Regions from separate parts of the Mus musculus genome. Here region 1 is linked to region 2. The links are chromatin contacts, found by POLR2A ChIA-PET in ENCODE. All regions are on one chromosome and are shown on one strand. The core of a region is the stretch at or near the end of the contact, and the rest is flanking DNA. Distances in the headings are between cores, read along the strand shown.

Region 1 (5,604 bases), core at 268-2,767, 410 kb after region 2:
GAGGGTATGGTAGTGTAAAAGCAGGCACAGGCTGCCAAGTAGTACCCAGACGCTAGCGGGTTCCCCAGAGCTCAACCCCTTTGCCAGGCTCCCAGAGTTCCCTCACCATCAAAGTGACCGTCAGGCAGGGTAGGTGCCACCTCCTCCCACAGGCCTTTCAAGGGAACAACCTTGGAGAGGAGAGGGTCAAAAGAGGTTGAGGGTCACATGGGACCCCATGATCTCCCAGCCCTGAGGGTTACTCCCAGTCTGCACCCCAGCGGCAGAAGGTACCTTATGTGGCTGCCGCAGGGCCCAGTCTTGTAGACGCTGGAAGACCCCATCATTGCACTCAATAATCCAGTGTTCCTCTATGGGGGCCTGTTGCACCCTGGAGGCTGCAATGGCCATACCGAAGCCCACTTCCAAGACCCGGCCCCCTAGGAGGACAAAACATGACAGCTGGTTTGGGTGGGGGAGGGGGACTTAGATGTGAGGCCTGGCTCACACTTGCCTCAAGGCCAGCCAGCCAGCCAGCCAGCAGGACCATGTGGGTGGACAGAACAAAGTAACAGCAGAGTGTGGGCTCGGGCCAGCTGCCAATCAGAGCGGCTAGCCTGGGAGCCCAGGGCCTGGCCCCAGGGATCCCTGGACTCTGAGCCCCTGCCCACGCGATTTGTGCTCTAATCTGTGAGAAAGGGCCAAGCCTGGCTTGGAGGCTCTACACCTGCAGCCCCTCCACGTTTCATTCTGCACCTAATACCAAGTCCTCATTTGCCTTGGGTGAACTTTGAAGTCCACTCACTCACTGCCCATCTGCCCTGTTTGAAGCTGGGGTGCCTCAGACACCACCCCTTGTACAGAAGTTCAGGGCCACAGCACCGGGACAGCTGCCTCTCTGCTCAGTTTTCCCAAGCTATTCTTAGCAACAGCCCCTGGAGACTCGGAGGTTCCCGACAAGCACAAGCCTCACGCCCCTCTGCTCTTTCTCGCTCTTTCTATTAAGTTCCACTCGACTGTGGTCCGAAGACCCAGCCCCGGGAAGTAGAAATCTTCCCTGGGAGAGGAAGTTCCAGTTCGGAGCCGGGACCTCTTTCCTGCGTCCACTTTTTGCAAATACCCTTCCCTTCCCGACCAAGGTAGCCCCAAGGCAGCTCAGTGCCTCAGGCAAGGAAACTGAGACTTGCAACATGCATGGGAGCTCCTGCTCTTTTAAGCTGCAGCCTCAGTTTCCTCTGGCAGAGTACCTCTGGAGGCAGCAGCCGCCGCTAGCGCATGCATATAGGGGGTCTCCCAACGCTCCATCACTGGCTTGCCCAGGATTTGCAGGTGCGTGTCAGACGCGTCATAGGCCGCGGGGGCCGCGCGCCACGCGGGGCCGCAGTCCTCGCCGGGCGCGAAGAGCGGGCTAGCTGCAGAAGAGCTCATGGTGAGGCTGTGCAAACCAGGCCGGGAGCGCAGGGCTGCGGAGCCGCGGGGCCGGTGGAGGCGGAGTGGGGCGGTGCCTCTGCACAGAGATTAGCCTTGCACTCAAGTGGGTGGGAGCCTGAGGCGGGGGCGGGGCCTATGCGCCCTAAAGAACTCCGTGGCTGAGCCGTGTGGGCGGGGCCTACTCGCTGGGGCGGGGCTTTTCTGGGCTAGGGTGGGTCCAGTCATTAGAAGAGGGTTGGCCCTTGCTCTGGGAGGGGGTCCAGCCTGGCACTGGGCTGGGCCTGGGTGGATGGAGCTGAGGGACAGGGTGGAGCGTGCTCACGGTCGGGGCTACTCGCTGGAGCCCAAAGTAAAGTTCTGAGGGGCGGATCTACGGAATGGGATAGGTCCTGCACTGGTGGGCTGGGGAGGAGTCCAATCTTTTGCTATGGATGGGGCCAGAGCTGTGGGTTGGGACAGAATCCAGACTTCTATGAGGAATGCAGGCAGGAGCCATACAGGATGGAGCCTGTATGGTAGGACAGAGTCCAGCCTTCTGCTAGGGGCGGGGCCGGAGCAATGGGGTGGGGTCACCATTCTGCTAAGTATGAGAGACGAAACTAAGGAACGGGGCCAGCCGGCTGAGACCGTGGTGTCCAGCCTTCTGCTACGGATGAGGACAGAGCCATGGGGTAGGTGTTTATGGGATAGGATGAAATCCAAGCGTTCTGCTACTGGCGAAGCCTAGTCTTCTTTCACGGGTGGGGCCCAGCCTGGTAGAGGCAAAACAGGATCCGGGGCCTAGCTTTCCGCTAGAGCTGAGGCTGGCGCCAAGGAGGCGGGGCCTGAGGATAGGGTAATTGTGGAGTCCAGCTGAGTCCATCCTTTTACTATGAATGGGGCGGAGCCTGCGGACCTGGGCGGGGCCAAGTTATCTAGGCAGGAAGTTGGAGCCATGAGGGGTGAAGTGCCTGCGGTGCAAGGAGGGACGTTTAGAGACTACCAGTGGTCCCAGTGCCATGGAGAGTACCATATGCTGGCACGTGCACTGTTGTGGCTTCTGGAGGGGCGGGGCAAGCTCCCTGGCACCACATTTGGAATGAGGCTTGACTTTCTGCATTTGCCTGGCTGGCTCGCAAGGGTACTGGATTTACTGTTTGAAGAGGCTGTGAAACTTCCTGATCTCAGCGTGTCGTCCACGATGCTCCTCTAAGTTGATTCTTTTTTTTTTTTTTTTTTAGGTTTTTCGAGATAGGGTTTCTCTGTGTAGCCCTGGCTGTCCTGGAACTCACGCTGTAGACCAGGCTGGCCTCGAACTCAGAACTCCACCTGCCTCTGCCTCCCCAGTGCCGGGATTAAAGGCGTGCGCCACCAGGCCCGGCCCAAGTTGATTTTTTTATTTCTATTTATCCGTTTATTTAGAGACAGGAGCTCCTGACTGGCCTGGAGCTTGCTATTGAGAACAAGTTGGCCGCGAACTCACAGATTTCTGCCTGATTCTACCTCTGAACTGCTGGGATTTAAAGGCGTATGCCACCATGCCTGGCTGAATGCCTCAAGTTTAGACATTCATTGGCCTGGTGAGGTCCAAGAAGCCGGCCCTCTCTCAGCTGCTCTAATCCATACCTGTCATTCAGCAGCTCTAGCTTACTACTGGGTCACTTGGACATGTTAGGTGTAGCGATCTGATGATTTTTCTAAGAACTGCTGGAAAAGCAGTGACACTCTTAATCCTTAGAAGATGTTACAGCAATAACTGTTGGTGCCCTCATTTTACAGGTGGGGAAAACTGCTAAAAACAGGAGTGGAGACCAGGGCTCCAATTTAGAACCGCAACAGTTAGCACTTTTGGGAGTTTTGGTTTGTTTTTTTATTTATTTTATTTTTTGGTTTGTCGAGACAGGGTTTCTCTTTATAGCTCTGGCTGTCCTGGAGCTCACTTTGTAGACCAGGCTGGCCTCAAACTCAGAAACCCACCTGCCTCTGCCTCCCGAGTGCTGGGATTAAAGGCCTGCGCCACCACGCCCCGCTGTTTTTTATTTTTTAATGTACTTGGTGTCTCATCCCTGTGCACCACCTGAGGCGCAGTCACTGGCATTGTGATTTCCCACTTGGGTCCTGACAATCAAACTTTGGTCTTCTGGAAGAAACAGGTTCTCATGTAGCCCAAGATAGCTTCAAACTCTCACACAGCTAAGGATGACCTCGAATTCCAGATCCTGCCTCCTCCACCTCTCCAGTGCCAGGATCAACAATGTGTACTGCTATGCCCGGTTTCTGCAGCTCATGAAGGGTCTTGGGCATTGTGCCTGCCAGGAGAGCACTTCCCCCACTGAATTCTAGGTCCACTGCGCCACTCCTCTGAGTGGCCTTCTGATGATCTCATGTGGTCTAATTAAAGCAGAAAATGGGTAGCTTTGTCATCTCAGCACTCCAGAGTCAGCGACAGCAAGATCTCTATGAGTTCCAGGACAATTGGGGCTACATAGGAAGACTCTGTCTCCAAACAAAAGCTTTGGACTGTTTTTTATAATCTGAGCTGTTATACCCAGCACAGAAATGAATTGTTGCTTGTTATACTTTGCTGTTATTATATTATGTTCTACTGACATAGAGACTAGGACCCAGGTCACTCTCAAATTCAAAGTCGTCGTCTTCTTCTTCTTCTTCTTCTTCTTCTTCTTCTTCTTCTTCTTCTTCTTCTTCTTCTTCTTCTTCTTCTTCTCCTCCTCCTTCTTCTCCTCCTCCTTCTCCTCCTCCTTTTCCTCCTCCTCCTTCTCTTCTTTTTCTTCTTCTCCTTCTCCTTCTCCTTTTAGACAGGGTTTCTCTGTGTAGTCCTGGCTGTCCTGGAACTCACTCTGTATATTAGCTGTACTTAATTCACAGAGATCAGCCTGTCTCTGCCTCCCAAGTGCTGGGTTTAAAAGTGTGCACCAATACTGCCCTGCTTCAGGCTTTGTTTGTTTGCTTGTATGTATGTTTTGGTTTTTGTTTGAGAAAGTCTTGTGTACCTCAGCTGGCTTCTAGTTCACTATATAGCTGACCAAGGGAGGCTGACCTTGAATTCCCAGTCTTCCTCTCCAACCTGAGCGCTGGGATGACAGGTTTGCACTGCCATGACTGTTTTAAGTAGTCTGGGGATGGAACCCAGCTCTTTAGCCTAGAAAGATGCTCAACAAACTGAGCCATTACATCGTTTTATTCACTTACTTATTATGTTGTTGTTGTTGTTGTTGTTGTTGTTATTATTATTATTATTATTATTATTATTATTGTTTGTTTTGTTTTCTCGAGACAGGGTTTCTCTGTGTAGCCCTGCCTGTCCTGGGACTCACTCTGTAGACCAGGCTGGCCTTGAACTCAGAAATCCACCTGCCTCTGCCTCCCAAATGCTGGGTTTAAAGGTGTGCGCCACCACTGCCCAGCTTTATATACCTTTTTGAGACAGGGAACTGGTTATGAGAGGAAAGGCAGATTATCCAAGTGAGAAGTCAGCTGCAGACAATAGATAGTAGTAAGAGTGTGGCTGTCCATGTTAGTGGTACTAGGGACAATGTTTTTTTGTTTTTACTTTTTCTTAGTAACTATTGAACTTGGTTAATTTTTACTTTGAACCCAATCGAGCCTTAACTGAATGACCTTGGACAGGTGAGTCAGCCTTTGTGACCCAGTGTATCATCTGCGAAAAAGGAAGAGCGGGAGGTGACACAGTTCAGAGCATGAACGTGCAGCCTGCTTTATGCACCGGCCTCTGAGGGGCATCTTAGACTTTTTCCCCTCGCAAGCCCCCACGCAAGACCAAGATTCGCGAGTGGATAAAGGGGAACCCGCGTCTGCGCCTGCGCGCGCCATGAACGCCCGGCGCCGCATGCACGCGTACGCACGCACGTGGCTGTCTCCCTCCGCGCGCCTTCTGAAGGCCAGATAATGCAGAGGACTGCATTTCCCAGAAGGATTAGATTCGACAGGGCGGAAACGCATGTCTCGGTTGTCCGTGTTGCGCAGGCGCAGAGCTCTGCGTCCCTCTCGCAAGCGGGCACGCACGCGCGGCGCGCCCCTGGCCCCGCCCCCGGAGGCCCCGTGCGGGAGCGCGCCCGGGCGTGCGCAGGGCGGAGGCGCGGAGGCGCGGGGACGCGCAGCGACCGTTGGCGCGGAGGGAGGAGGCTCAGCGCCGCCGCCGTTGCGCAGATCCGGGCCGCGGCTGCGGGGAGGGAC
Region 2 (5,156 bases), core at 2,179-4,678:
GTAGAGATTTGGGAAACGAGGAAGGGATCCTTATACAACACCATGCATATACAACTTTAAAAAAAGAGTTTTGTTGTTGTTGTTTTGAGTCTCTGTAGCCCTGGCTGGTCTGGATCTTCCCAGGTAGACCAGCCTGGTCTCAAACTCTCAGAAATCTGCCTACCTCTGCCTCCCAAGTCTGGGATTAAAGGTGTGCGCCATCACGCCTGGTGCATGCCTATAATCTCAGCACTTGGGAGGCAGAGGCAGGCAGATTTCTGAGTTCGAGGCCAGCCTGGTCTACAGAGTTCTAGGACAGCCAGGACTACACAGAGAAACCCTGTCTTGAAAACAAAGAAACAAACAAAAATTTATAATTCACACACAAGCAGGAGGGTGTGGTGGCCCAGGCTAGTCAGGTCATGTTTCTGAGAGGTTAAGACAGGAGGGTCTCAGCCTTTAAGGTTCCTTCCTAGATCCCCAGTAACCATGACAACAGGGGCTCAGCAGTTCTGAAGTCCTGGGCTCCATCCCCAGCAAGGCAAACAAACAAGAAATAACAACCTGTAGACGATTTCCTTTGGTGGAGACACTGGCCTTGTTTCCCTTTTATAGAGGAATAAACTGAGGCTTGTGTCTATCTTCCTTGTATTGTTCTGAGAGTTTCACTTGGCCCTGGCTCTGAGGGCCCCTCTTCCCTGCCTCCATCTCCTCCTACAGGGGAGTATCACTTTCCCTGGTAACAAGCAGGCTAGTGTGCCTCTCAGACAAAGGCCAGGTGAGCTGTCCCTCCTCACCTCAATCATTCATGAGCAGCAGCTGGCAAGGCTGAGGTGGGCGCTGGGCAGGCTGGAGACAAAGTCAGGCCAACCATGTGGAAGAGCTAAACAATGCAGTGTCTTCCCCAACAGGTGTTCTGCAGAGACAGGGAGGCAGTAAAAATGACTGCTCACTAAACCATGGTTCTCTCCCAAAAGCCAGCCCACTTGAGGACATTTGGGGTGCAGGCTTCCTAAGCCATTCGCAACCTTGAGATGGGTTACTGTGACCAGCGATGGTTGGGGCCCTGGGCGTGATCAGTGAGCAGCAAACACGGGTCTAGTTGGGCGGGGTGGGAGTGAGCTCCAGCCCTAGCACCACAAAGGTTCTTTGTAGATGCAGTTCAGGGTCCCGAAACTGAAATTATCCAGGCCGGATTTAGTAGGAGACAGTCTGAAGACAGAAGCACACACAGGGACTCTGTCACAAGTCCCGGACACTTGGAGCTCCAGAATCTGGGAGACAGAAAAGGCACTTCCTGTGCAAAGCCCGGCCTCAGACTTCTGGGCTCCAGATGCAAGGCTCACATCTGTGACGTTAGAGGCAGTCCATTGTGGGCGCTGCATCACAGCAGCAACACAGAACATTAATCGTTTTTAAAATATGCTCTGGCAGCTTTGAAAAAGGAAGCCAGGATCTCCTGTGTGCTGGGCCAGTGTCCTAATGCTGAGCCATACTCCCAGCCCCTAACTGAGGCATTCTAGGCTGGGGCTCCACCCCTGAGCTACACTCAACTCATTGGGGAATTCTAGGCTGGGGTTCCACCCCGGAGACACACCCCTAGGCCCTCTTTGGGGGGTTCAAAGCAGAGGTTCCCCCTCCCCCTGCCCTCTTTACTATGTTGACCAACCTGGTCTTGAACTCACTCTGGCTAGGCATAGAGGCACAGACCTGTCATTTCACCACAGGATTCGGAAACAGGACAATCACTGCTGGCCAGTCTGAGATATGAATTCCAGGACAATCTGGGTCACAAAGTTGAGAATTTGTCTCAAAAACAATTCTAGCTGGGCATGGTGGCACACACCTTTGATTCCAGCACTCAGGAAGCAGGGGCAGTGGATCTATGTGAGGCCAGCCTCAGGCTGGGTCTCTGCAGCGCAGGGGTTGGGATTCGGAATTAAATGTTCCCCACTGGGTAATGGAGGTCTGATTCGGATCAGGAAGCAGATAAGGAATTGAAGGTGAACAAGACCATTCAGTGGTTCCGGGAAGCAAGGCGTGGTGGGGCTGGCCATTAACTCAGGAGGCAGATCTCTGGGCCTTAGAGGCCAGCAGGAGTTCGGTATAGCCAGGGCTACACACAAACCGTTTTCATAAGAAAGGTTCTGGGAGGTCTCTGAAATGGCTTTCAACAAACTCTGCTAGTGTAGACCTGTGCTTCTTGGACATGAGCAGCCTCCAACTTCACTGGCAGCCACCCGTGCAGGTTAGCTTCTGAGGGTGGGGCTCCTGCTTGGCACCAGCCACCCAGAGAACAAAAACTGGCAGCCAACCTTATCCCTGATGGTCCAGCCAGGACCTGATGGGAGTCCCAGAGGGCTCAAATCCTATGCCTTGTTGTGTGTGTGTATGTGTTTTCTAAATCCGCGAGACGGTCCTGATTAGTGATTCTGGGCCTTCAAGCTAGCTGCTGTGCCGGCTGGCTGGGGCCTGAAAGACCTCACTCCCAGCGCGGCCTCCATGGAAATCGGCAGCCGCCCCTAATCCAGGCTGGAATCCTCTGGCACCAAGCCCGCGTTGGGGCTCCAAGGCTGTTGGGCCCCTGGCCAGATCTGCAAGGAAACCAGTATAGCCGCCAGCCCCTTTGCCCCGCCTCCCACGAGCCCTGTATTACAGAAAAGGGAGGCCAGTGCTCTGGGCTCACCTCCCGTGCAGGGCGGAGGAGAAACTTTTCCCCCTTGCCTGGCTTTTTTTTTTTTTTTAGCAGATAACCAGGCAGACAAGAATCCGGATAGTTTGTGCCTTTGGGAGTCCTACCAAAGGATCTGTTTTATAGCCTGCACTAGGCCTTGGAGAACCCGTCTTGCTTTGTGATACCCCAGGACTGGAAGGCAGAATCCTGGCTGCTGGGGTGAAGGTACAAGAGGGCGGAGTTTCGTCCCTCCAGTGGATTCTGCGGCTGCTGAGTTTGTAGCCTCGTTTCCCCAGCTTTAGGCAGAACCAGCCACACTGCGGCTCCTTTCCTCGGTTTCCCCATCCCTGCGACACAGATGGAGCTTGGCTGCTGTGGGTAGACAAAAGACGGAAAGAGATGATTCACAATCTAGTCGCGACTGCGTCTATGAAGCACGTGGCCTCCACCTCGTTGCGATCTAGTCCAGGAGAAACTCGGTTGAAAGGCCAAATTCTGGCCACGTGACCACAAGCAAGCTAGGGCAATACGGGGTTTTCTGCCCGCTTCTAAGATGGCGAAGCAGCTTGCTTTACTCTCACGTTGGAGGCTAACGGCTTCCAGTGCCTGCTTGCAATATGGAGGCAACCTCCAGAATGCACGCTTCTCTGCGTCTGACCCGCCACGTACCCACTCTCAAGATGGCGTCCCACGGGTCGAACAAAGGCTCGCTCATTGGCTCAGATGGTATCACGTGCGTCTACTCATTCACTCCCTCCCCCTCCCCCACCGGCCGTTTCCGTCTTCCGTCTTGACTGACGGCCGTCCCGCCCAACAGCTGTCTGCTGTCTGGATGCGTTTCGCCCTTGGAGTAACCTTTTGACCAATAGAAGGCCCTGGCGGGGGCAGGCGGGGTTGACCACGCCCACAGACCGCAGCGGGAACCAATGAGGATCGCGCGCGGGGGACGTGTGCGGGCGTCTCCGCCATCTTGTGAGTCTATAACTCGGAGCCGTTGGGTCGGTTTCTGCTATTCCTGCGCCTCCGCTCCGTTCCCCGCGGGTCTCTTCCGTGTGCCATGGACGGGTAAGTCCTGCCGCGCCCCTCGCACGCCGCTCCGCTCACCACTCCGTCCCAGCCATCGCTGCCGCGCGCGTGGACTTTTGGCCCCCGCCGATCCCTCTAACCGCTGCAATGGGCGCGTGCGTGTGGCCTCGTTCCGCGTGGCGCGCTCGGAATCCCGGGCGTCTGAGGCCCTTAAGGAAGCCGGTTGGCTTAGGGCGACCGCACCCAGCTTTCGGCTCCCCTTAAGCCCCTCGCCCAGCGCACTTCCGGTGCCCGCGCGGTTCATCCGGAGGAACCCAGCGCCCCCCTCCCGCCCTCCGCGTGCACGCGCGCTCCCTCCGGTGAGACGCGCTCACTCGGAGCGGCTCGGCCGCTGCGATCCTTCCCGCCTGCCGTGCTCCAATCCGGCCGGCTCGCCCTGTGCCCCGAGCAATGTCGCTTCGCACGCCGCATGCGACCCCGGGTGCGCGCGCGTAGTAGGGCGCGCGCCCTGGTGCGGGCACGCGCGCGGACCTGTGCCGAACGCGCCCGCCCTTCCCGCCTGGGGGGAGGTGTCCGGAGGAGGCCTCCAGGGCCCCCCATTGGAGGGGCGGGTGGGCCAGAGTGAGGTTCAGTTCGGTCTCCGGTGTGGGCGCCGGCCTGGCATCCGTATCTCCCACATGCTTCCCGGATGCCCCCTCCACTGGCAACTTTTTGTAGTTTTCGGTTTGTTTTGGAGACCGGATCTCATTGTAGGCTGGTCTGAAAGATCTGCTTGCGCTTGCCTCTGCTTGCGTAGTGATGGGACTAAAGGCCTGCGTCACCAGGCCCCGACTTTTTTGTTGAAACTTTTTGTTTGGCTTTTGGATAAGGACTGGCCTTGAATTCCTGATTTTCCCCACCTTAACCTCCCTAGTGCTTTGAGTCACCAGGCTTAGTAAGCGGCTTTCCTTTTAACACGATTCTGAAAAGTAGTTTGGCCTAGCTTCAAGCTGAGTACCTATGGCAGTCCTCCTGCCTCAGCCTTCTAAGTGCTGAGATGACAGACAGGAGTCTCCAGTTGCCTCCTTTGAGCAACTTACCGAGGATCTTTGAGCGGGGTGTGGTGGTGCACACCTTTAATCCTGCCAGAGATAGGCAGATCGAAGTGAGTTCTAGAAGGGAGTGCAGAGAAATGTCGCAAAAGATTCTTTGAAAACAGTAAACCAAGCAGAGGGTTACACATACCCCAGCCACCACTTCTGGTGGAATCCCTTCACGAGGCAGACCCCTGAGAGCCATTTGGTAACCTGCCAGCTGTGGTAGGCTTGCTGCTGCCTGTAAGCAGGCTAGGTGTGAGGCGGCAGGGTGCAGTCACGAGGGGCTGGGGTTGATCAGTAACCTAGGGTGTATCCCGGCAGCTCTGTTGGTTTGTAAATGGTAACAAGGCCACTTTGCCTGCCATCAGCAGTGTGGCCCTGGAGGAGCTCCCAGCCCCCAT

Evidence for each region. ChIA-PET counts read pairs that join two places held with the same protein, here RNA polymerase II (POLR2A).
Region 1: POLR2A ChIA-PET joins it to region 2 with 17 read pairs in embryonic stem cell. The contact joins the promoter of Gamt here to the promoter of Ptbp1 in region 2. POLR2A ChIA-PET finds 5 or more read pairs at or near these places in 3 of 5 experiments (Patski and embryonic stem cell).

The regions. Positions count from the first base shown.
Region 1 is chr10:80,259,495-80,265,098 of GRCm38, forward strand. Gamt (guanidinoacetate methyltransferase) reads right to left here and starts at 1,518. Exons shown (of 6, transcript NM_010255.4): 1 at 1,227-1,518; 2 at 274-419; 3 at 107-170. The coding sequence starts at 1,407. It overlaps Dazap1 (DAZ associated protein 1), which reads left to right and starts at 5,520. Exons shown (of 12, transcript NM_133188.3): 1 at 5,520-5,604.
Region 2 is chr10:79,851,004-79,856,159 of GRCm38, forward strand. Ptbp1 (polypyrimidine tract binding protein 1) reads left to right here and starts at 3,429. Exons shown (of 14, transcript NM_001077363.2): 1 at 3,429-3,718. The coding sequence starts at 3,711. It overlaps E130317F20Rik (RIKEN cDNA E130317F20 gene), which reads right to left and starts at 3,968. Exons shown (of 1, transcript NR_029447.1): 1 at 374-3,968.